Linked DNA regions of Mus musculus: all the other regions are linked to region 3. A link is a loop called in an ENCODE intact Hi-C map of the cell type or tissue named here. Cell type or tissue: gastrocnemius. All regions are shown on one strand. Links, peaks and the distances in the headings refer to the core of each region. The heading gives the core; the rest is flanking DNA. Region 1 overlaps Eya4 (EYA transcriptional coactivator and phosphatase 4). Region 2 overlaps Eya4 (EYA transcriptional coactivator and phosphatase 4). Region 3 holds the start of Eya4 (EYA transcriptional coactivator and phosphatase 4).

Evidence for each region. Peaks named below come from ENCODE experiments on the same cell type or tissue, not always from the same donor. Only the 100,000 strongest peaks of a DNase experiment are listed, where the experiment ranks them.
Region 1: a loop joins it to region 3, with 5 times the contacts of the local background. A loop is called at or near these places in 3 of 42 quality-filtered maps.
Region 2: it touches region 3 in a loop (4-fold over the local background); 3 of 42 quality-filtered maps call a loop at or near these places.

The regions. Positions count from the first base shown.
Region 1 is chr10:23,173,308-23,181,715 of GRCm38, reverse strand. The region is part of intron 3 of Eya4 (EYA transcriptional coactivator and phosphatase 4); the gene reads left to right. Among named protein-coding and RNA genes, the nearest start is that of Gm24655, 11 kb to the right of the region's middle. In gastrocnemius, for the core only: a CTCF peak has its summit at 4,971 (motif pointing left); DNase peaks (open chromatin) are centred at 4,783 and 5,962; H3K4me3 peaks cover 1,323 bases; H3K27ac peaks cover 3,411 bases.
Region 2 is chr10:23,234,708-23,243,115 of GRCm38, reverse strand. The region is part of intron 2 of Eya4 (EYA transcriptional coactivator and phosphatase 4); the gene reads left to right. Among named protein-coding and RNA genes, the nearest start is that of Gm24655, 72 kb to the right of the region's middle. In gastrocnemius, for the core only: a CTCF peak has its summit at 4,708; no DNase peak of the experiment used is centred there; H3K4me3 peaks cover 905 bases; H3K27ac peaks cover 1,218 bases.
Region 3 is chr10:23,345,897-23,354,304 of GRCm38, reverse strand. It overlaps Eya4 (EYA transcriptional coactivator and phosphatase 4), which reads left to right and starts at 4,415. Exons shown (of 19, transcript NM_001347372.1): 1 at 4,415-4,543. In gastrocnemius, for the core only: a CTCF peak has its summit at 3,993; DNase peaks (open chromatin) are centred at 4,695, 5,006, 5,259, 5,777 and 2 more places; H3K4me3 peaks cover 3,667 bases; H3K27ac peaks cover 4,201 bases.

The DNA of each region.
Region 1 (8,408 bases), core at 2,257-7,256, 170 kb after region 3:
TGAGGGCAGGAGAAGAGAATGCCTGTGTAAGGGAGAGGCTCTGTGTTATTCAGTAAGCCTTGTAAACCTGAGAAGTTATTTCTATGCACACACCCATTAACTTTTTCAAGGTAGTGGTCATGAACTTAAACTCACATTCTCGTCTCCCAGTTTGTATCAATGGGATGCCTTCCTTGTGCATCCTTTATCATCAGCTTTACTTAAGAAAACTTCATTATTGTTTCTTTTTTATTTAAAATGTTAGGGTTTTGAGAATTTTATGTTCAACCATTGTATTCACATCACTCCACCTTTTCATTTTACCCTCCGACTCTGAACATCAAGACCTCTTTGTAATTATTATTGGCCTGTATTTGTGTGTGTGTGTGTGTGTGTTATGTATGTGACTTATTGAATCCATATAGGGTTGCTAGCATATACGTGTGTTTAGAACTGACCACCTGGGCTTGGATAACCTTGAGAGAGCTTGTTCCTGGAGAAAATCTGTTCTTTCTCTCTTCAGGCATTGAGTTCCTGTAGCTATTCATCTAGGAACAAGTGGGTCCTTGTGAAAATTTCCTCTTCTTACATTGTCAGTGACACAGTATGACACAATACATTGTCTACCACTGGATTTCTTATGAATTTCTGTTTTATTGGTTAAGTTTAAATTAATAGAGGACAATGATCAGGACACTGCAGCCTAAGTCCCCTAAGGAGAAAGCATGCCAAATGCTGGCAGTGCCAGAAAAGGAGAGTGAAGGCAAGCATTCTAATATAGTTTAACTCTCTCTCTCTCTCTCTCTCTCTCTCTCTCTCTCTGTGTGTGTGTGTGTGTGTGTGTGTGTGTGTGTGTGTGTGTGTGTGTGTGTGTGTGTGTATACATGCACACTACAGACCTTTTAAAGAGAAAAAGCTACAACATTACAATATGGACTGAGGGCCAGAACTTAAGTTACTTCAGTGCCTTCTCTCGAAAGAAACAAATCTGGTGGCAGACTTGCTGCCTTCAAGACTTGTCCTGAAGCTGGCTCACTCATCTCCTTTATACTGCAAGATGGATGACACAGTGAATAAGGTCATGGGGTGTAGCAATAAAGAAGAGGACAATGGGGTAGCAGGATAGATGGTTCAATCCCACGCCATGGCTTTTGGAGGAAGGCATTAAAGCTATCCATTTAGGTGCCAAATGTCAAACACACAGGTAGCGATGTCTTAGAAAGAGAGTTCTGCAGCATCCACATGGACACAGGTGTGGGAGTTTCCATGGCCCAGTTCCAGCCAAAGCTGAGACTGTCCAGTAAAAGAACTACTCAGGCAAACTCCAAATGACAGGCTGGAGGAAAAAGCGCCAAGACTTTGCCATTCTGGGGATTTTAACTGTGCATCTATATAAACTATCCACCTACAGATTACCCCGATAGCTGAAGAAGCTTGCAATGGCCTGAGAACACTGAGAGAAGGGGAGGTGCCCAAGGGGACAGGGGAATGACATGTGAGTCTGACTTCCTGATTTTAAAAAGGCTATTTCGGGACGGAAGATTTAGTTTTACTTCTGTCAAAGAGGCCGTTTTCTTCTAGAATGGAAGTTCAGAGAAAACTACGGATACAAGTTTTTCTGATGCTGTGAGTTTCCCGGAGATGAACTGGGCTTCTTGTTAAGAGTATGGTTTTCCTTAGCATGTTTTCAGACAGAGCAGGTGTGTGCTGTCAACACTGAAGAAGTGATTTTCACTTATTAAATAGATACTCCACTAAACTAAATGTGCCACTGAGGGGACGCTTATTTATTTCCGGTGCATGTTTAATCCCCACGTTAAATATATTTGATCTACTTATCAACTTCAGATTTGATCCTAAGATCCCATGATTGGTAAATGACAGAGGTGATGTTTAATGCTCAGTTTAGAGTTAACAGTGCTTAATTTTAACCCAACACTCAGCGTGAAATGAAGTATGATATTTTTTGTGGAAGACCATAGCTTGTGCCATCATAATCAGAAATTAAATTAGTTTAATAGGTAACTATCTTCATTTTGTTCACTACACTGATGCTTTGTTCTTCTTTGTTAAAACACTCTAATACAAAAAAATGTTTATCCCACATAACGTCTGGACTCCTGGCTGAGAGTCTCAGTAGAGAAAGAGTTGATGTATTCCTCAGTATAATTGATGGCATTGAATGTTTTGATTGTGGCCTTCTCGCTTCACCCCACAACTTGCTAGTGGAAAATAATTTCCTGCTTCATTAACCACGGTTTGTAACCGATCTTATAGAAATTTGACTCCTGCTCCATATGAATAATGCTTGAAGGATCTGGGGGGGAGTTTTGTTCTTTTCTTTGTTTTCCAATGAAGGGACTCTTTTGAAAACCCAGATTTAGACACGCTCCCATTGGTTTAAAGTATTTGCTCATGGTTCTTAGAGGTGGAATTGGAGGACTCACGTTTTATCTGAATAATTTGTTGGAGTCAAAGGTAAGAGAGAGGAAGGGGAGAGAGAGAGAGAGAGAAAGAGAGAGAGAGAGAGAGAGAGAGAGAGAGAGAGAGAGAGAGAGAGAGAGAGAGAGAGAGAGATTTCCAGGTTTCAAGTGTGAGAAAGATGTTTAGTTGTGAGCCCTAAAAGGTATCACTTTCCTTTCCTGCATTTATCTGTATCTGTTTTGGCTCCAGGGACTGAGATTTCTCTGTAAATGAGCCCCACACTGTGAGCATTCATATTGGCCTTGGGGATCATTGTCAATGTGCTGGAAACTAGTGTAGCTCTCCACAGTGTGCACAGAAGCCTATTTCTCAGTAAAGATCATGAGGGCTTCCTCCTGTGGCTCCTCATTAGCACAGATCACTCAGTTCTCACCATGTTCGGAGAAATGAGCTTGTGAAGGCCTCCCCTGGGGCAGCCTGTCCACCAGAACACAGGCACTAAGTGACGGAGATGTGTCATGTCTTGGAGCAGAGGTCCTGTCTCAGGGCCATAACTGTGGCAAGAACATCCAGACCCTATTCAGAAATGTGTTGGCTTAAGGTGTGACCTGCTTCTGTTACTGATGTTTTCCTAGGTGTGGGCTGTGTCAGGTTATGAGAGCCAGTCCTGACATGAGCTGACCAAGTTGCTTTATTAGCATGTAGAAGCATGTTATCTCCATCTCTTCTTCCATTCCTCCCTTTTTCTCTCTTCCCCTCTCTACCCCCATCTCTTTTTCTAACACACACATCCATACACATTTTGGAGAAATCTCAAGTTTTTTATGTATGTGTGTATACAAATGTATGTATGCATGCATGTATATGAATTATGCATTCAAAAACACACACATATACATGAAAATTCAACACACATTTACATCATAGAACTAACCCCATCTTTGTATTAGAAGCCAAAAAGTTCCTTCTGTTCCTAGGACTGTGCTTAGAACAGAATTAGCCAAACAGGTCACTAAACTACACTAAATCTGACCTCAAGTATCTCAGGTCAACCGATCTAATCGTTCTTTTCTATTGCTATGTTACTATGCACATGTTATCATGGCTAGATACTTCATGTCATCATAATAGTTGTGGGATGGGGCAGAGCGCACAACAGAGACAGGTTTCTGCTCTTCTGGAGCCTTCCACTCCAGTCAGATGAAAAGAATCCTCTATGTCACTTCTATTTCTCAGCTAGGGAGAATTTATTATTATGTCTTATACTAAGCAACATTATCAGCAAAGCCAATACTAACCCCATATGTTCATATGCATCCATCTAGAGGTCATACTGCAGTTTCTCTCGGTAGGCACTGTGAATTGGGAACCTAGAAACTTATTCTGTGATGTCTGTTTCATACAGAGAAAGAAAGCTCATGTGACAGGGTTGTAAAGTCTAGGAGACTTGCATTTCTTGGGTCCTGAACAGCTGATGGAGGGACTCTATAAATAAACAGGGCCATGAGTCATTACCAGGATCTACAAAGGGTGAATCATAGTGTCTGAGTTGGAATAGATTCTGCAGTACACAAATTTAAGGTTTACCCTCCCTTGGGTTTGAGGAGGACCCTTCGGACTATTCAAATCAAATTCCACCTGGGCTATAAACAAAAACTCTAAAAAAGAATCAAGAAGCTGGTTCCTACGTCTTGGGATTCTCTCATTTCTTCTTCTCAATGACCACGTCAGGCTAAGATTAAGTTCCCTTATTTAAATTGCCCAGACAGATCCTAATGTTTGAAAGCCTGATGATTCAAGGCTCCTGAAAAGGGAGTTGAAAGAGACAGCCTAGGAGGGAGGGAGGGATGCCTTGACATGCAATGTGCATGAGCAGTGTTAGAGGAGGCAAGTCCGTGTTTATATTGACATCTGCAATTTTTGAAAACAATTCTATTACATTGAACTTTCAAAGTCCCTGAAGTTAGACAATTGCAGGCATTCCAAAGCAGACACAAGAGACTACAGGAAGATACTTCAGCAGTCACGGGAATGATGACATAGTTCTGTTCGCTAAAGACTCCTTTAATTGGAGGAGGTTTAAATCCAGTAAAATAAATACGCCCTGGGAGCTGCACTGTAAAACTCCAGATAGCTGCCTTCTCATTTCCTGTGGTCCGGACTGCAACACACCAGGGCTCTATTCGCTTCATAGGCTAAGCTTTGGTTGGTTTGCAGAAGCAACACGTTTCGCTTCTTTGCTTTTTTTTTTTTTTTTTTTTTTTTTTTTTTTTTTTTTTTTTTTTTTTTTTTTGTGGTGTATGCTATGTTTTTTCATTCCTGACTGGTTTCCCTGGCTTACACATCTTGTACATGATCCAAATTGGCTCAGAGCCCCCACACTACTTTGGGACTTCAGTAATACCACTAACTAGAAGCCTCCCTCGGGGTCCTTTATTTGAACCAATCAAAATCTAGCTAGCAATTTCAGAGATATTTTTCCTGACTCTTTAAGCTTACACTACAGTCTGTCCCATCAGTGGGCTGCTAATATTCTAAACCTTAAAGTCCAAGGCAGAGACTCTGCCCTCTTGTGTCCAAAAGTCTTTGCTTGTGCTGAGAGCCAGTTAAGGTAGAAGTTCAGAGAAGTCTGAAGCAGAGATCCTCAGGCTGTCAGTGCAAGGATCCCCCACTCCATTTCAACCCTTTAATGTTCCTCAGATCATTGACCACATAAACACCAGTGTTTGCCTGGACAGTGTACACCTCTATTTAGATTTTTATCTCTAATTAAGGGAGAGTCCAGGAATTAATTTCTACTTGTTTTCTGCCAGTAGAGTTGCACAGAAGATCAACATTGTACTGGTTGGGTTTTGTGTGTCATCCTGACACAAACTAGAGTCATCACCATGCAAAGAGCCTCAGTAGAGGAAATGCCTCCATGAGATCCAGCCATAGGACATTTTCTTAGGTAGTGATCAGTGGGGGAGGGCCCATCCCATTGTGGGTGGGGCCATCCCTGGGCTGATGGCCCTGGGTTCTGTAAGACAGCAGGCTGAGCAAGCCATGGTGAGCAAGCCAGTAAGCAGCACCCTCAGTGGTCTCTACATCAGCTCCTGTCTCAAGGCCCCTACCCTGTTTGAGTTCCTGTCTTGACTTCCTCTTATGATGGATTGTGATCTGGAAATGTAAGCCAAATAAACACTTTCCTGCTCAACTTGCTTTTTGGTCATGGTGTTTCATCGCAACAATAAAACCCTAAGACAAGGCCCAGCCAGGTCTTTCCTGCTGATTCTAAAGCCAAGGTCATACATAGGCCTGCTTCTCACTAATGTGCGTTCTCTTCAACAGGAGTCAGGTTTCCCTGATTCCTCAGAATATTTACAGTTTCTTGAATATTATATAAGAAAACTCAATGAACTCTAAAGGACAGTGTTTGTTTTCCTTTGTCAGTTTTTCCCCAAACACAAGCCCTTTCTGTTACATGGCAGTTAAGTCCAGGTATCTGATCACTCAGAATCTTCTTGGGCTGAGTTGAACCATAGTTGTACAGTGAACAGCCCAACTTCCAGCTCCCTTGGCACATCGCCATCTTGATAGTTCAGTGTCTAAACTATGGGCTTATTGAGGACAGAAACACTTTTTTGGTTTTATTGACTACTGAGAAAGTCTTTGCATGTTTATCTTTGGAAAAAAAAATCACCCAGTGGATTTTACAAAATTTTTACAAAAACAAAAAAATCTTAATTGAGATTGGTATGAATTAAAGAGGAGTCCCCCTTAAGTTTCTAGAGACCATTTTCTTTCTGTCTTTACTCCTTGTTGATATTTTATTTCTCCTGCCTGTTTAACACTGCTGGAAGAACGCTGCACCCAAGGGGAAAGCACACATCTCAGTCCTTGCTCTGAAATTCTTTGGCATTTCCTCATTTACTGTGGTGCAAGCTGCAGAGGTTTTCATGAATGTTTTCATAGATGAAGGAGAACTCACTGGCTTAGCTTACCAAGAATGTACACCGTGAATGGATGGTGGATATTATCCAGTACATCTTTGCAACCACGGTCATAGTATTTGTCAATATTTTGCATTCCATTGATCTCTGGATCAAAGCATCTGCTAAGCCCACCTTGCATTTCCAGGATAAACCACACTGGTCCTAAACCAGCTCCCTTTGCCCACTGCTCTCCATTTGATAGTAGCCTAGTGTCTTGGCTGTCTGTAATAGGTGTGGGTCCATGTTGTTCTTCTTGAAACTGCCTTTGTCTGGTTCTGGATCAGGATAGTGGACTCGCCATCGACAGGAGAATCCTTCCTTCTCCCAGATGACAGAATTTACACTATATTACTTTCCCTCACATATTTGCTTCAATTTAAAAAGATACTTTATTTTTGTGACGTGTGTCCATGTGGTGTATTACATGTTTATACGGAGGTGTGTTCATGTGCATGCCCGTGCAGGTGGTGTGTATGTGAGAGAGCACATGTGGGGAGGCCTTAGGATGACTCTGGGTGCTTTTGCAATGACTCTTTATCTCATTTCTAAGACAGGATCTACTCCTGAGCCTTGAGCGCACTAATCTCTCTGGCCAGTGCATCCAGGGAGCGCTTGCCATTCTCCACCGTGCTCAGCTCTTGCCTAAAAGTGCTGGGGGTTTGAAGACAGTCCCTCACGTTTGCAGGGCAGGCATTGTCCTGTCCAACCCTTTTTACAGCCCCATCCCTGGGATTTTCTTCATTTGATAACTGATTTGGAGATTTTCTACATTTCTACTGAGTCAGGTGTGGCCTCTTTTATCCAACCTGAATTCATTGACATTGTTTAATGACTTTTCATCCTTTGGATACCACCAACGTCTCTAGTGATTGTTTGGAATTAAAAACTATTTGTATTGATTGTAGATTTTTCTATTTCTTCTCTCTAATGTTTCATTCTACTGGTGTCTACTAATTTTTCTGTTTCTAGTTTTTCAGATGAAAATGTACATCATAGATTTTCAGGCCCCTTTCCCTGTTGCTCACTAACCACCACCATATATACTATATACCAAGCTCTGACTCGATGTATTGTCACTAGTATTTTGCTCTATAGGCCATTTTTCATTTATTTTTGAATTTTTCTTTGACTTACATTAGAAGATTAAATAGAAGTATAACATTTCATTAGCAAAAATTGGGGTTTTATATATCATATTATCATTTTATTTTTGAATGACTTCATTATGGTTGGATATCATATTCTATAAGATTTACATTTAACATCTTATTAGTATTTATCTTGTAGGCCAGTATAGTTCTTTTGGCAATGTTCCATGTCTAATTAAAAATAGCTTATTTCTATAGTTATTATTAGGTCCTATAAATCATTGGTGATGATAATGCGTTAAGTTTTTTTTTTAATTTTATTTTGGAGTCTTTCAAAAGAATGACTTTTGGCCGGGCAGTGATGGCACACGCCTTTAATCCCAGCACTTGGGAGGCAGAGGAAGGCGGATTTCTGAGTTCGAGGCCAGCCTGGTCTACAGAGTGAGTTCCAGGACAGCCAGGGCTATACAGAGAAATCCTGTCTCAAAAAACAACAAGAACAACAACAAAAAGAATGACTTTTGTGAAATAATGTTCTAAGGTTCCAATCAGGTCCACAGAGTTAGTTGCCTCTTTCTTCCTTTAATTTTGTCAGAAAAAGTCAATCCTTTCAGGATCTCAGGTTTATTAGATACATCAACTCCTTCCTATTCTCAGAAGCAAACCTGTCAAAGTCTCCTCTTTTTGGATAGAAAGCATTGTTTTCTGTTAGAAGACTTGCAAGTCTGGCTGTCAGTCTGAGGGTTGTTTTGAAGCCACTTGGATCAACTTGAGTTGTGTTTACTTCTGGCTACGGGTTACTTCCTCACTGGCGACGGGAGCTGCCGAGTCACGGGAATTAAACATTCTCCCGTTCCCCTGTGTTGCTGTCAGGAATGATTTATTTCATGGCAGCATCCATGTCAAAGTAGACAGTCATGATCAGAGTCTGACCTTTTCTTTG
Region 2 (8,408 bases), core at 2,332-7,331, 110 kb after region 3:
TCTCGCACCTCTTTGACAACTTGCCTGTTAGCTTGGGAACAGGTTATAGTCTCAGAGTTGTCTCACTTTGTGGGGTTTCATTGACAAAGACAAGAAGCTAATAAGCTTTCCAGAAGTAAGAAATATAATCACATGGGCCAAATAACAAGATTTGAGAAAAATCTCTTATCATTAGTGGACATGTGGATCAAATTGTTTGATCAATTGGAAACCACAGTGTCTATTCACCTTACTGTATTGATGAGGATGAACTGGAGGCCATGCCATGCATGAACATACAGTAAACTGTCAATAAGATGTGCTGGATGTTGCTACATTCACTCCATTCTAGGACAAAGAAGCTTGATATATACCTGTGGAAAATATGGTCCACAGAGAGCCACCCTACCTCAAAGGAAGTTTTTCATTGCTTCAGCTGTGATTTCAGTCTCATACCTTGAGCACAAAAGAGAGAATCTGGCAACTATTGTGAATTCATGTAACACTGTCTAGTTCGCTCAGAGGATGAAGGTAATGTGAGTGACTCTTGTTTAGGAAATGTTTGTCCTTGAGGTTCTTATATTTTGGGGACATTTTAGAGTTCAGCCCTTTCTTAAACCTGTCTTGTCAACTTTAGACTTATTAGGATACCAGAGGAAAGAGTTTCTTAGAGTGGTCTTGACTTTTATGGGGAACCTTGGCTTTCTTGGGGAGTTTCTGTGAAAGAAAAAAAAGTCTCATAGAAAATGAAGGTGAAATATTCACTAATATTTGAGCTCTTACTATCATACATGGGATACATCCTTATTCCAAACAGTAAATGGATCCATAGAAATTTTTGGCATCACTCCATTGATGAAACAGGGAAAAAGTAAGATATTGTCATTTCTTTAGAGCAGCAACATCCCTCAAGGAGAGCAGGTTCCATAAAAATTATATTTCCCAGAAATCCAAACTCCAATCACCTGAAGAGAATGACCACTAAATGTGTTACCTGCAAGTGGTTCTGGCTCATCTTAGCTAGGGTTTTACTGCTGTAAAGAGACACCATGACCACGGCAACTCTTATAAAGGACAGCATTTAATTGGGGCTGTATTGCTGGTTCTAAGGTTCAGTCCATTAACATCATGGTGGAAAACATGGCTGCATTCAGGCAGGCAGGATGCTGAAAGACCTGAGAGTTCTACATCTCATTCCAAAGGCAAACAGGAGCAAACTGATTTCCAGGAAGCTAGGAGGAGGGTCTCTCAACACCCACCCCCACAGTGACACATTTCCTCCAACAAGGCCACACCAACTAATAGTGTCTCTCCCTGGGCCGACCATATTCAAACCACCACATGGCTCATGAATAAAGAGGTTTCCAGATGAACTAGATGATGTCAATACTTGTGATCTTGTTGATAAAATATGGAGCATAGCATGGCTTGAAAACATTAGTCTTTAGATTGATCCCCAAGCCTACTGCCAAATCAAAAAGTAAAGTATATTTTATGAGCATAAAATTTGAATGGCTGAGTATATGTTAAATAAATATGGTATAGGTGATGGTTAAAAAACAGGAAGTAAATATGTCTTGTGTATTAAATATGATGCTATTGGTCCTTCTTTGTCCACATTCCATTCTGGGTTATGAGAACAATGAATAGGAGAGGGGCTGAGGTTTCTAGAGAGCCACTTGATTACAAGAGGGAGAGAGCAACTGTCAGATTTATTCTGGGTTAGCCATTTTAATTTTCTTGTTACATTGAATTGTCCTAGAGTGTAGGAATACTCATGTAGTTGAGTAAAGTTATCACCAAGTATCTCTATGATCTGTGTATTAGTTATGACTCTCACTGCCATAAACAAATATCTGAGAAGAAGAAAAACTAAAGAAAGATATTCTAGCTCTTGGTTGGCCAAAACTTCAAAACCCATGAGTCAAACCAGTTCTTCCTCTTTTAAGCTGCTCTGTTAGAGGCTTTCTGCCACAGTTGCAGAAAATATAATTAAAGCAGGCAAATCAAGGAGGTGGTTGAGTGCATACTGTCATGATTTGTCCTACTGTTGTGATTTGTTAGTTTCTAGGCAAACAGAAGGCTTCCTTGTACTGTCTTGTCTTTAAAGATTCACTAGTCTTGAGAAGGGTTGTCCCTACTCAGTCATGAAGATCACCAATACAAGAACATCAGAATGTAGAAAATAAGAATATCGTTAATACAGTTGGCCTCATGGTGACTAGATACCAAATAGAGAATCATAATAGCTGTGAAAACACAGTTAAAACAAGGTAGCTCAGGTGCTTACTGTAGTAATACAAGCAAAAAGAGGCTTTGACCACTTGATAGCTGAGGAAATGGAGAGAGGTGAGCATATTTGAGACAGAGTTTGAAGGTCGCAGTCACTAATTCTGAAGGTGCAATTATATGTAAGAGTTGTAGAGAGAACTCAGTAACTCTGATTGTGGACTTTATATGTGTGGGAAAGATTGTACAGTACAACTAGGTCCAGTAGGTACAACTAGGTCCTGAAGAGAAACAACACAGGCCAGGCACTGAAACTGATTATTGATGTACAGATAGGAATTAAACAGGGAGATGTGAGAGGGCAGGTCTCTGGCAGTTATAAAAATCGTGGAGTCTTCAATTTGTAGACACAATATTGAATATGTAAGATAATTATCTAGACAAGTATGACATTTCAATGATTTGGAGCACTTAAGTTGTTGTCAATAATCCCACCCCTCTCTAACCTTTCCCATTCTTTGAAATTATCACTTGTTTTCCTAATATTCGTTGAGTGTGTCAGTCTTAAAATGTAAAGGAGATTAAGCAAACAGCAAATATATCATGGCATTGATACCATATGCCGTTTGTTACATAGTGGCATAGTGGTAGCTCTCGGCTTATATATAAGTTCCCATGTCTTGAGTTTATATCAAGTAAACACCACATCAACACCTGCCTGAGGAAAACAGCATCGCTGTGGTTTCTATTTAGTTTTTTATATACATGACCATTGCACAGCTAGCAATTAGGGACAGTATTGTACTTGGTTCAAGTTTCAGCCATGTTCTCTCTGTCATCCTTTTGTAATTGTTGTCAAAATTACGTGACTATGCTTTTCCCTTTTGTTTTTGCATGGCAATTCTACCTTAATCTCTCAGCTTCAAGTATCTTTTCTTAGAATTATCTAGGAATGCATCTCATAGTTAATTGTGAAATGCTACAAAATATCTTAATGCAAAAAGGGGGTGGCACAAAGTGGGGAAAACAGTTTCCTGCAAGTCATGGATGCTGAGCAGCATAGGGGATAGTAAAGGAGGCAGGCCAGGAAACAGCAGCAAAGAATCATTTGTTTATTAATTCAAAGCAAAAGTTGTTAAGGCTTTGTTCAAACTTAACAGGTGCCATGATTAGCCTTAACTCTACTCTGCATATTCCTGTGAAGGAAAGTTGTGTATTTGACAAATGCCAGGGTGGCATTCATAGCATGCAAGTCACTACTGTGTAGCATACCAGCTGTCAGCAGTTTGTAATAGTTTTACTCTTATCTAATGTGGGGCAAACCTTCACCCTCGAAGACAGGACTTGAGTTATTGGCAGATAGAATCTGAAGGGCTATATAATTTTGTGAGATCAGCACAGCAGTTTCATACTATAAAATATAATTGAAAATAAGCATTTTTTTTTACCAAAAACTTCTTTTTTTTTTAATTGGGGCTACGCTTGTCCCTACAATCTCATTATAATTATCAGCATTGCTTGAGAACTAGATGTAATTTTAAATATAAGATAATATAAAAGATATTGTTAAATGAAACATTTGGTAGATGAGATCTTCAATAATCTATGTTTATGTTGGAAAACTAAATAGGCTCCCATTAGTGGTCTTGATGAGAACTACCATTTCGTAGGAGGCAGACTAACACTTGGAGAGGATGTCATGTTTTGGTTTCTGCCCATGCCTATGCTCTCGCTACTGTGTTAATGGAGAGTGGTGTTGCAATACATGCTCTTCACAAAGTGTTATCCAAAATTGATGGCCATTTTCTTTCTTGGCTGTTACAGCATAGCACTCACTTTGATAAGCCATGGTGCAAACAAATGAGATTTCATTTCTGATCAGAAAGTTTGCTGTGGTGTGTACTTAAGAAGACAACCCGACACAGACTCATTTTTACACCTGTTTTCCTAAAGGTTTTGAGTCCACTTGCATGTGATTAAGAAAAAAAAAATGACAAACCACCCATGCTTCCTTAATACACAGAGAGCTGACTTTATCCCCCTTAGAGCTTTAGGCATGTTTGAGTGAGTCCCTATTGTACCAGCAACAAACAAATATTTTGCTCCAGTGAATACTGTTGCAATCAAGCATGCATAAATACAGTAAATAGTGAGTGCCTTGTAATCTCTTAGGAAAATAGATGTCTCAAAAGCATGTTTTCTCATACTTAAAAATGTAATTCCTTGAGAAGATTTGGATACCAGACATTGTTTTTAGTGATCCCAAATAGACTAAGAAGGAAGACCTTTTCTGGTCTATGTAGGCTCTCTGGTACTCCCACAGAACAGACACTTCATGAACTTGAATAGAGTAGGACAGCTCTCCATCATTTAAGCGTTACCATGACACAAGTCTGGAGGCTAGTGCCAGCTACAGGTGTAAGGTGCAAAGGTGTTCCCTTCGCATTCCCATCTCTGCAGCTACCGCAGAAGCCGCAAGCCGCAGCAGTGGCATTAGTTGGTAAACAGCGACAACTTCGGTTGCTGAAGTTCTGGGGTTTCTGTCTCCAAGGTCCAGGGTTAAAAATAGGGAAACACCTTTATCAGCTCCTCCCTGTAAAGTGAGAATCTCTAAAAGTGATGCCAGGCTGCAGTTTATTCAAATGAGCCATTTACTCCCCTCCTGCAGGCCATGAAATCATTTGGCCCTAGATGAAAAGATCAAGCAAAAGAAAAAAACAAAAACAAAACCCCAAGAGGAAAATCAGTTATCTGAGGATTGCATGAACAAATTAGAGGCAGTAATTCCCGCAATGGCTATAAATGCCGGTCTGAAATTTATGAAGAATTTGAGATATGAATTAATATAAAAAGTTTAGATACTTTTCTCATTTTTTTTTTTTTTTTTTTTTTTTTTGGTTTTTCCAGACAGGGGTTCTCTGTATAACCCTGGCTGTCCTGGAACTCACTTTGTAGACCGGGCTGGCCTCGAACTCAGAAATCCACCTGCCTTTGCCTCCTAAGTACTCAGATGAAAGGCATGGGCCACCACCACCTGGCCAGTTAGATACATTTTTAGACATGTTACTTTCTGCAAAGAAAATAATGGTCTGGCAAACTCTTAAGGAAAAAGGGAAGACTAATGTTCAATAATGAACTTGTCTAGAATTCAGCTATTCCTGTTCAGTTTGTGTTCCACTCGAACTTAATGCATGCTTTCTCATTTGTAAAAATAAACAAGTTTTATCTTAGAAAAACCTTACATAGAAGGATGACCCTTTACATGTAATCCTAATTTCATGACTTTCTTCTGCCTCTAATGAACATGCAATAAAAGTGAGTTAAATAAGAATGTAATTAATTTCCCATTTTGTGCCTTGTGTACTAAAGGGGAAAGAACATTTTGTGTGTAAGAACCGGAGAGAATAACGAAACTGAAATCTTACAAGATCTGTCCTCCTTTCAAAAACAAGCACAAATGAAAGTGTGGGTTGGAAACTACAAAAAGTGTCACCCTAACTGAGGTTACCTTGCCACAAACTATGTTGCTTTAAGAGAAATTTCAAGCGAAATCTGCTGTTTGGAAAACCTAATACAAGATTTTAATCTTGTGAGACACGGCAACAATTGGCTCTGAGTGTGTCCTATGACAGCAGGTAGACAGCCCCGGGACTTCACCAAGCCGTGTGGCTCTGTCAAAGTACCTTCAGATAAATGCTGCTCCTCAGATCTTGCAGGGCTCTGGGAGCTGGGACAGCGTCAGCCTCAGCCAGCAAGTCATCTTACTATAACACAGAAGGGTGCGGAAAGCCAGCGTCCAGAGCCAAGCCTGTGCCGTCCCCAGGCCTCTGTCTAGCTAACCTACATTGAGGCACTGCTCAGGGAGCCAGAGGGTTCGCGCCCGAGTAAAATATTTTTAAGGCTACCTGAATGTAGACTAGGGACCATAAACTCAGTGTTCTGTAATTCTGGGACCGGCCTTCATTTTCCTGACACTGCAGAATGGAATTTATTGCCTGTTGAACTTCACACACACACATGCAAAAAAACTCACTTCCAAAATACAACTGGAATCTGTTTCAGGTGTTTGGAGCTCGAGGTAAGTTATAGTTAGCTTTTGACAGAAGCCTTATCCATGCTGTTAGATGTGGCACAGCTAGACCTGCATTTACCATGTGGCACTTCCGTTTCAGAGCAGATTTTTTTTTAAATTAAGATGAATATGTTTAGAGTAAACATGATAGAATAAATATGTCTAAAAATTGGGCAAGAAAGTCTACTTGATAAAATTCTTAATCTGTCCATACTTAAAGTAAAAAATAGAATTTGTCTTTGTTTACTCTAAAAACTCTAATTACTTTCGTGGTGGGAGAACAGTAGGTAAGGTGATAATTGGTAAGAGGTTATACCATCGCTGTGCAACCGTAACAGACAAGTTAAGACTTTCCTTAACAGTTGCGGGTTACAAGATTGGAAAATCTATCCCCTGTCACTCAAATTGAAGACTTTATTTTCTAGGTAAATTGTTTGGGAATCTTGAGGAGAGTTTTTCCTTTCATGAGATCTGAGCTGTGTTTGTCTTAATAATTAGCACTTTATAAGGTTTAAGAGAAGAGATGCCCTTTCATTTGTGATATTTTATTTGGGGTATTTTTCTGAAACCACATTATAAGAACAAGTTTAACTTCTAAGGTCTTAAAGGATTTTATTGTGGTCCCTCCCTCCCCATTTGGAAATAAACTTCAGATAGTGTGTACTTTGATTTAAAATCTTGATGTAGAAACTTTTGAAATGCTTTGTCTTAAGTCACTTAAACACATCCTTAGGTTTGTAGGCCACAAGATGAAGAGAACATAAACTGCTGTTTGCTGTATAAAAGGTATGGCGCTAAGGAGTTAGCATGATGAGAGCAGCAAAGGTCTGTCTGAGGACGACTAAGGAAGGTGGGCTGTTGGTGAACTTGTTTATTCCTTCTGTACACACACACGCACACAGACATATGCACATACACACACAGACACACATGCAGACACAAACACCCACACACTTACCCACACAGACTCACACACACACGCAGACACACAAATATACACAGACACCCACATACTCACAAACAGACACACACATACACACACACATACACAGACACCCACACACTCATGCACACACATACTCATTCACAGACACACACACTGTAAAACAGTACAAGAGGAGAAAATGTTCCCTGGTTCTAAGTATCTGTGAAAACTGCTTTACTGCCAAAGTTAAAGAGTTTAGGGACCTTGGGGGTGAAAGGGAGAATAAATTAGTCCAGTGAGTGAGCTTTCTCACATGGTCCTCAGCGAGACCCACTGAACTGCTGACGCTGATCATCCGCTGTCTCCCGCTCCTCTCTGAACTGGAGTTACTATTTTCTAAAAGACTGCCATTATGTTGATTTTCATCTTGTAATCAACATTTACTAAACTACTGAAATATGCTTATCAAAATGACTCCCAAGAGCAAATACCAATAGGTGTATACATTACTTTGTGTCGTAACTTCTTTAGTTATAAGTTCGCAAAGGGCAGGGAAGAGTGAGACTAGCGTTCCTTTTGTCTCTATTTTGATTTTTCTCTCTACCGTCCCCCCCACCTTTCTTTGTAAGTGTTCTGGGAATCTTTAAAAATTAAACAGCATAACTCTGGAGGAAAGGGCCACCACACAGAAAGGAAAGGGTCCTCTGTATGAGTCCAGGGGTAGCCACACCATTTACTCTAGGGAAACCTCTAGGGAAACGGTGCAAGACGATTTTAAGGGGAATTTGGCTGTTGAAGAAATACAAAAGCCAGGTGACGTCAGGAGTGTACACGGTGAGAAACAGATAAATTGCGCTTCAACCCATATCTCAGAAAGCTGTTTTAACTGAGGTCAAAAAGGAGACTATTGTAAGTGTATCTCAATTATTTATTAGGTTTCTCTGGAATGGGACCTTCACAAGAGTTAGACCCAATCAGTCATTCGGCTGTGTGGGTGTGTTGTCCAGTCAGAAGAGAGTCTCTACCCACGTATTTAGAATTGACAAATATTTAGAGTGAGAAAAACTTTGACAGTAACAGAGTACTACTTCATTAATCAAAGTAACTTCTACTTGTAACGATTTTTGTAGTAAGCTAATTAAATATTACTTAAAGTTATACAGTTAAAGGTGCTCTCTCTTCTGGTGCCCTAGTTGTATGTGT
Region 3 (8,408 bases), core at 1,802-6,801:
TTGGTGTCACCGACCTGCTGGGCCAGTCAGTATTGCTGCCATGGTGTTACAAGGCCTCAGAGGGAGACAGAACAGGGCAGAGAGGAAAACAGGAGAAGTAAGTAACTAGAAACTGGTACAGTCTTTTAGGAGAGCCCTTCTTTCTTTCTTCCTTCCTTTCTCTCTTTTCTTTTCTTCTCTTTTCTCTTCTTCTTTTCTTTTCTTTTCTTTTCTTTCTTTTTTTCTCTCTTTCTCTTTCTCTCTTTTCTTTTCTTTCTTTCTTTTTAAAAATTAGGTATTTTCTTTATTTACATTTCAAATGTTATCCCCTTTCCTAGTTTCCCCTTCAAAAACCCCCTATCCCCTGCCCCCTCCCCCTGCTCACCAATCCATCCACTCTGCTTCCTAGCCCTGGCATTTCCCTATACTGGGGCATAGAACCTTCACAGGACCAAGAGCCTCTAGGAGAGCCTTCCCTTTTTAAGTACATATTTATAAATTATATTTCCTCCACCCCAGTAAAATAGCCATAAAGCCCTGGACCAATTCACTTCTAAAAGGACCCTCCAATTTTAGAGACCCCAAGTATAATTTAGGAAAGAAGATGAATAGTAGACTAAGGAGCAGTGTCTGAGATAACTTGCCGAGCTGGTAAAAGTGCTTACTGTTAATCCTGGAGCACCTAAGTTCATGCCTCAGTCTGACTGAGTGGACAAGAACACTGACCCCCACATGTCCCCCGCCCCCCAAAATCCTCACACTGACACGCTCGCTGCCACACACACATACACAGTAAACACATAAACTGACACACTCGCTCCCACACACACATACACAATAACACACACATGCACAGTAAACACATAAAATTCCAAAATAAAAAATTCTGAAATTACCTAGGCCTACTTCAACGTTTCTCTAGAGTAGTTGAAAAAGAATGATTAAAAATATATGTTGGGAAATCTGGGATTGGGAGCTTTAAATCATTGTTTCTTAAACCACTGTGAGATGATTATAGATGATATAGGAAAAATACTATTTTTATATTATGAATTTATTTATAGGATTGTCTTCTCTTCTTTGGCTTCCATTTATAGTGGCAATAAAAAGGTTTCCTTCTCAAATAAACTTAATAATAAAAGTGCATTTAAAAATGACATATACCTACAGCCATGTTGTGTTTAAATATATACTTACTACCACAATGTAGGTGACATGTCAATAATTATAAGGTTAATAGATGCTAGACATAGCTGTGTGGAATGAACAACATACATTGTTTGCCTTGGCAACAGTAACCTTAAAACTTGGGATTGCTGTTCAACCTCTCAGTTGTGAACTGCACACAAGTCAATTGATTTCACTCCTTGATGGCAACTAAGCAGTATATGCAGGGTGAAGTGCCATTATTAGAAGATCAACTAAGAAGTTGAATAATTAGTATTTTAATAATAATTTAATAATTCTGAGGCTTCTGGGAGGTAACTGCAAATATATTCTTAGGAATATATTTGTATATCTGTATAAGAAGTTATGAGGGAGAAAAATAACGTTTATCGCAAGGTCACCATGTTGAAAAGTTTATTGTGGAAGACAGCAAGGATGAGTAGCTGGGTCTTCATGTGTCCCCAACACAACTGGAGCAGGGCCTTTGTCTGAGCTTGTTGCCTACCTGCCTGCCTGCAGATCCAGCATCCCTAAATGGACAGCTTTGTCTGGGCTCAGTGGGAGAGGATGTGCCTGGCAGTTTGATGTTCAAGGAGGAGATGTGTAGGGTGCTGACACTCAAAGGCAGGCTTCTCCTTGTAAGGGGAATGGGAGAGGACTTATGCAAGGGTTATGAGAGGGTTGTTAAGTGAACAAATAAATAAATTTAATAATAATTTAAAAAGAAGAAAGCTAGGAAACACACCACCTCGTTTCCCCCAATTTTTATTAAAACATCGAGTTTTATTTAAATTTAAATTTTAGCCAGGTGTGGTGGCTCACACCTTTAACCCCAGCACTTGGGAGGCAGAGGCAGGTAGATTTCTGAGTTCAAGGTCAGACTGGTCTACAGAGTGAGTTCCAGGACAGCCAGGGCTATACAGAGAAATCCTGTTGGGGGGGGGGGGGGGGAGAAAAAGAAAAAGAAAAAAATCTTTCCATCCTTTTAAGAGATAAAGTCAAAATATGAAGTCTTGTACCAAAAGGAAATGGATGCTTGCTCACTTTTGAGGAGAATGCTACTCTAGTCTTAGTTGCTATATTCATGGAGGAGTCTGACACCAACAGATTAACTGTTATAGTCTCTTATTTGAGCCACTGGCATGCATGCTGTATCGAAAAGAATGGCTGCTTTTTTTTTTTTTTTTTTTGACAACCACAACTACTGAAAGCATCCCAGAGGCTAAAAATATAGATTGGGATGTATACAGACTCATTCGAATCTCAGCTTTGTCACGTGGACAAAAACATCCAACCAACCGACAATACAGCACTTTGAACTATGAACTGGAGACAACAAAATAATTGAGGTTTTCTTGTTGCTGATGTCCCTTGAGTGTATACTAACCGGTGCTCCTCTCCATCGCAGGAATGCACTCTGGGTAATGCTCCCAAGGCTGCAAAGCACCACCAGAAACCCTTCCACTCAGAGAGCCAGAAAGGGGGAAGTTAGGCCTGGCCTGGCTCAAGCTCCCTGAAACTGATCTGTGGGAGAAACAGCCAATAAGCAAGCAGAGGGAAGACACTACCTTTATCAGCTTAAATTTAAAGCCCCAGCATCTTTTCCATTTCCTCTTAATCATTGTAGACAATGCCCCGCTCATTAAAAACAAATATTCAGCATGGATTTTCCTTTTAAACTAGAGTTCAGGGCTCCTGTTAGTAACATAAAACCAAGCTCAAGTGAAGGATGAAATTTGTTTCTGAAAAAAGTCCAGAATATCATTTAGTTGATAAAAATATTAAAACTAGATTTTCTTCGAAGTGGAGTGGTTTTTTTTTTTTTTTCATCCCTATGGCCATATCTAAGGCAGCGTTGTTGCTAGAGATGACTTGATTTTCTTTGGGAAAAATTATTTTGATTTCTTTGGGCCTTGGTTATCTTTTATACAGCTTTAATAACTATTAGGAAATTAATTAAACAAACACGCGTGAACCACAAGTGAGCAGTACAGCAACTGACAATAAATTCAAAATGAGTTGATACACATTATCAAAGTATCAGGACAGATGTTACTGATGGAGACAATGGGCTTTAGGGAAAGGTGGGGTTATATGGGAGTAATATTTGGGGATTGTCTTTGCTTTGGTCCAAGAGTGTGATATTTATATTTGTCTGTGAAATATGAAATCCAATGTAGGTACAAAAGACATCAACAGAAGGCATAGGCTCAAAATGCCATTTCAGCAGTGTGCCCTGAGCAGTTCTGACTGGCCTTTGGAAGTCACTGCAGTCTGACCTTTGGGCGCCTGGGAGGGGCGCCTATAGCTGCGCCCGGCCTGGAAGGGGCCCAGGCACTTCCCAGTGCTGCCCGTCTGCACGCTGCTAACTCCTTCATCGCTTCCATCTCCAGGAAAAAGCTCTTTCCTAAATCCAGAGCAAGCTTTGGGCTGGTGTCAGTTGGCGTTTAACTTTGTTGCAAGTGGACTAGAGTCCCTTCTGCCTCCTCTCTTGGGGTAAGTGGCAAGGAGTCCGACTGAGGGCCTGTAGCTCGCACAGGGTAGTTAGGGGACCGCCGCCCAGAAGCAGGTGGGGGACCGAGGAGCCCGGTGGCGGGCTGGTCCCTTCAGTCTAAAGGCCTCGGTGGCCAGCGCCAGGCGGGGTGGGGGCGGGGTGAGGCGGCGCAGAGGGCGCGGAGATTACCGCGGCGCCACCAGAGACGCGCAGAGCCGGGGAGCCCCGGAGGTCCCCCCACGCGAGACCTCAAAAAAGAAAAAAAAAGCCGATGATAACAGGCAGTTTCCAGAGATCGAATAAAAAGAGAGGGCTTCTGCGCCCGCCAAGATCTCCTGCTCTTCCGGCGGCCTGCCGGGAGGCCCCCAGCGGCCACCCTAGCCCCAGGACGCAGGCGGCGACGTCCCCCCCCAACCCCCCCACATCCCGCCTCCTGCCTCTAGGCTCCAGCTCCGCGCGCTAGGGAGAGGCTGCCCGCGGCGCGGCGCACGCTCCGGCGGCTCCCGGCTTGCGCGCAAACCTTTCCCGGTCGGCGCCCTAGAGAGGGGACTGAGCGGCGGGGACCTGCGGAGGGACGCCCGGCCACCCGGCGCGCGCGCGCTTTCTCTTTTCTTCTGCTCGCTAACGCCGCTCGGCTGCTCGGACTTTGGTTCGGCTCCTTTCGTCCTCCCCCCCCCCCCCTCGCAGCCGGCTCCCCCACCCCGCCCTGTTTCTCCCCCACTTGTGTAAGCTATTTGTTGGGGGTGGCCGAAAGGGATGTCCTGTTTTTACCAGAGACACAGCGCGAAGGGAAAACTTAGACACTGGAAGGAAAGCGAGTAAATACGTAGATCGGACCCGCAGATCACTGGCTGGGACAGACAATTGAACTTCGGGAGTCCAAGGCGGTCCGGGCCGCCAGAGGTGAGTGTCCTCTCTTCATCCGACCCGGTTTTTGAAGTCCAATGGAGGGGGGAGGTGTGTCCAGATTTGGATGATTCCCCCAAACTGTCCCCTAGAAAGTGCTAGCTAGACACTTTGTAGTGCGTGAATGGGGATCTGGGGATGGAGGTCGCGCGCAGGGAGAGTGTGTGAGCCTCGGAGTTCTCCCCGATGATCCAACAGCAGTGTCCCATGGCCAGGGTCCCTAGGACCTCAGTGGTACGCTCGCCCAGGAAGACCCTCAACGACCTGGTCCCCAGTAACCCCTCTTGTCTAGCGCCACAGGACCTGAGTGAGTCTCGCGTCGTCCCCGGGTGCGGATCCTACCTGCCTGCACCCTGTTCCCTGTCGCCCGGGAAGCTTACACCAGACTCTTCCCACTCCCACCCGGTGACATTTAATACTTTGTGATGACCTGCTACGTGGAGTAAGGGTGCTGCCTCACTCAGTGTCCCTTGGAGAGCCGTGGGCGCCTGGGTTTGCGTGAGGCCGGGAGCGCGTGTACCCAGAGGCCAAGCCCTGGTCTCCAGGTACCGGTCGCAGTCTAAACAGGGGGGGGGGGTCACTTTAATGGTTTTTACGTGGCGTGGACGAATGTCTCTTGCAGTGTGCCAGGGTCTGTGAAATTAGAGGCGCCTTGTCAGAGGAGTCGCGTTCATTGGCTCCAGGAGCGGATGCTGAGGAGCAATTCTAACTTCTCCAAAGCCAAGGACCAGGCTGGGGCGAGCAGGTTTCTCTCAGAGCTCACTGGATCTGGGGTGGCCTTGGCACTCTAAACGCTTGTAGAGCTTGGTCATCTGTGACTGGGAGACAGACTGTGTGAGCCCGTTTCGTTTTGCAAGCCACAGCAACCCCAAACTTTTCATTTTATTTTTCTATTAGCACTAAATTCTTTTCCTTTTTTCTTTGTATTCGAGATTCGCAATCTCTCTGAAAGAAACAAGGAGGTTTTGACTGAGCCTGGTGGCAGAGCGGTGGCAAAACTAAGGGAGTGCAGTTTGATTTTTGCCACCGTCCCCTTGTTTGGGATGTTAGCGCCTCAGCTCACATCTTTCAAGTTCCTGGGAGACTAACGGGGTTTGCGGTTTGGGTGGGATCGGCGTGGCCTTCTCCTTTTCTCCCGGACAACGCAGGGACCATTCAGGGAGCCTCCTGAACTCGAGGGCCCCCGTGGAAGGCGCGCATCCCCGCGCGGGGACAACCTAGGTGGCGGCTCACCAAGCGCGTGGCGTGTGTTTTGGTTTCTGCGCAGCTACACGTGGGGCACCTCCGTGTGCGTGTGTGTTGTGTACTTGATCTGTGAGAAGGTAACTGGAGTCTCGTGTTCAAACCCAGTGGGCCCTTGGCCATTAATTTGCTTTCCTGGCTGTCATTACAGACACTTCCAAAATCTGATACCTAAAGAGATCCAACAGGTTGGGTTTCACATTAAGAGCCCACACTTAACAGTTTTCTTTCTCCCTCACCCCCTTTGGCTCCGCACTCTGGGATCAACGTAATTGTTGGAGCGAAATACATCTTCTTGAATATGGTATTTTGTTGCTCTTCTCTTAGCGCCGCCTTTTTGCACCTATGAGCGTTTGTCAGTTTCAGCGAGGCTCCTGGGGGACTTAGGTGGGAGTCTTTAGGAGTGTTTAGCAACCCGGACTCCCATCAACAACTTCTGAAGTTTCATTTACCCGTGGGTGACTGACAGCGCTGAAAGTGGACTGTGGCTTTTTTGTTTGCTGAGTGCTTCTCTTTTAATTTAATTTAATTTTTTAAGTTTTAAGGACAAAACTTGTATTTGATACAATTTCCCAATAAAGTTTGATATTTAAGTAGAAACGGTACCTACTTTTTATTTTACTTTAAAAAAAACAACATATATTTTTGTCAGACTTATACCTGAGAAACAAAATTTAGCAGAGGCTGAAGGGAAAGAATTCTAAAACAAAATAATTTGATATGCTTTATGGTGCATTTTAAGACATTTGCATTCAAAGACATTTGTACTTAAAAAAATATATTATCCCAAGAAATTTTTAAAAAGCAATAGCAATGTAAGACAGACTGTTTTGTGTGGAAGGACTGCCAGAGTGAGTTGCAATAATATCCAACATAGATAAAAACTGTAAAAACAATTCCACCTTATTAAAGGCTGTAAGTAATCCAAAGGGAAACATTTTTGTAATGTCCGCACATGAATGTTAAAAACAAACCGACATCAAAATCTTCGCTATTAACATCTGAACTGGCTTGAAATCTCATATTCTAATGAGTGATTCCTTGTCCTTCCTAGTAAGGGTATGTCTGAAAAGAACCTGGTTTTCAAAAGCCTGCTGCTCCCTGACTTCGTGAAATAGACGAACGTGAACACAGCACACTGCCTTCCTGTTTTAAGACCACCTCATCCAAGGGAATTTCACAGTTATAAGTGGAAGGGCTATTCAGTTTTTCCCCTTTTGTTTATGTTTATTTCATTGAATATTACAATTTTCTCATTTCCAAAACAAAACTGTGTATCTGTGTTCATAAGTAGCATAGCGTTGGCTAGCACATTCCAGTAAAAAAACTTCAAAACACTGCAACTTGTGTAAAAAATAAATTTATTTAAGAACAGTTTTGTTCTCATTAAGAAACACAAACATGGACATTTGGGCATTTTCTAGAAACTGGAAGGAAAAAAAGTCTTTGTAGAGAAGTTCATTTTTGAAGATTTGCCGATATCTCTGGGTTAAAAAGAAAGCATATTCTCCATCTCTAAATTTTCTTTTATTTATCTTGTGATTTGTGGTGTAAATAAATTTTACACACCCATAGGAAATACAGTGTCCAGTTTCATGTTTTTCGTCACTGATGCAAGCTCTGTGTGGCTGATGCCATATCTAAAAATACATTTATGTGGCTTTATTAAATGTGATGAACCCAAGTTAAATTGAGTAGAAACTTTGAAAGGGTAAGATGCTAGAAACCCCCATGGCTGTTGATAGAGAAGCTAGCGCCCTGGAAAACATGCACGTTCTAACTTTTAGATAACAAACTTAAGCTTTGTTAGCTTCCATGCAGCGGAAGCTCACAGGTTTCATGCAGAATTCAAGAAGAAAGATAATCCCTTTTGAGATTCAGTAAAGTGCTAAGTAATTTAAGAATGTGAGCATTTATGATGTTTTTACATTATCTCCTGTATTTTTTTCCTATGGGGTAAACTTAAGAATACTCAGTGTTCAGTAAGAACAGGCCCCTGTTACAGGGGGCTTATTCACCATAGTTCTGTACTGCAGCTGCTGATCATATTTCACGGAGCTGTTAAAGCACTTAAAACCTAAAATTAGGTACTGTCTGGTTGTAAATATTTCAGATCACTCATTTGAGAAACAAACAGAAAAGTCTGTTATCAAAAGTATGGAATTCTGTCATGGAGGAGCTGGGCAAACCTTTACGAAACACCTTGTTATCATCTTAGTGGGAATATAACCCTGACAGTTTCTTTTTCGGATGGACATTATCCTTCCATACTCTCGACTCTTACACTGTGTGTCTCAGTAGACTATCTTAAACTAATTGTATTCAGAAGTACAGTCGGGGGATTTTATTACAACGGTTACCGGGTGAAAGAAATCAACACCACCCAGAATGGGGTGGCAGTGCTGAGTACCTGCTCCTCTCATGGAATTTTCCTGGTGAACTTAGAAAGGACATGCTCTCTCAGGCATTTGTCCTCCTCCGGATGGGTTAGGTGCAAGGATGTCTTTAAGTGTTACCATGTTTAATGCTACATTTCACAGCTTGGTGTGTCTGAGTGAGACGAACTGAATATTCATTAAATTGTGCATGGAGCCAAGCCTGGCGTCACTTAGCCTGAACT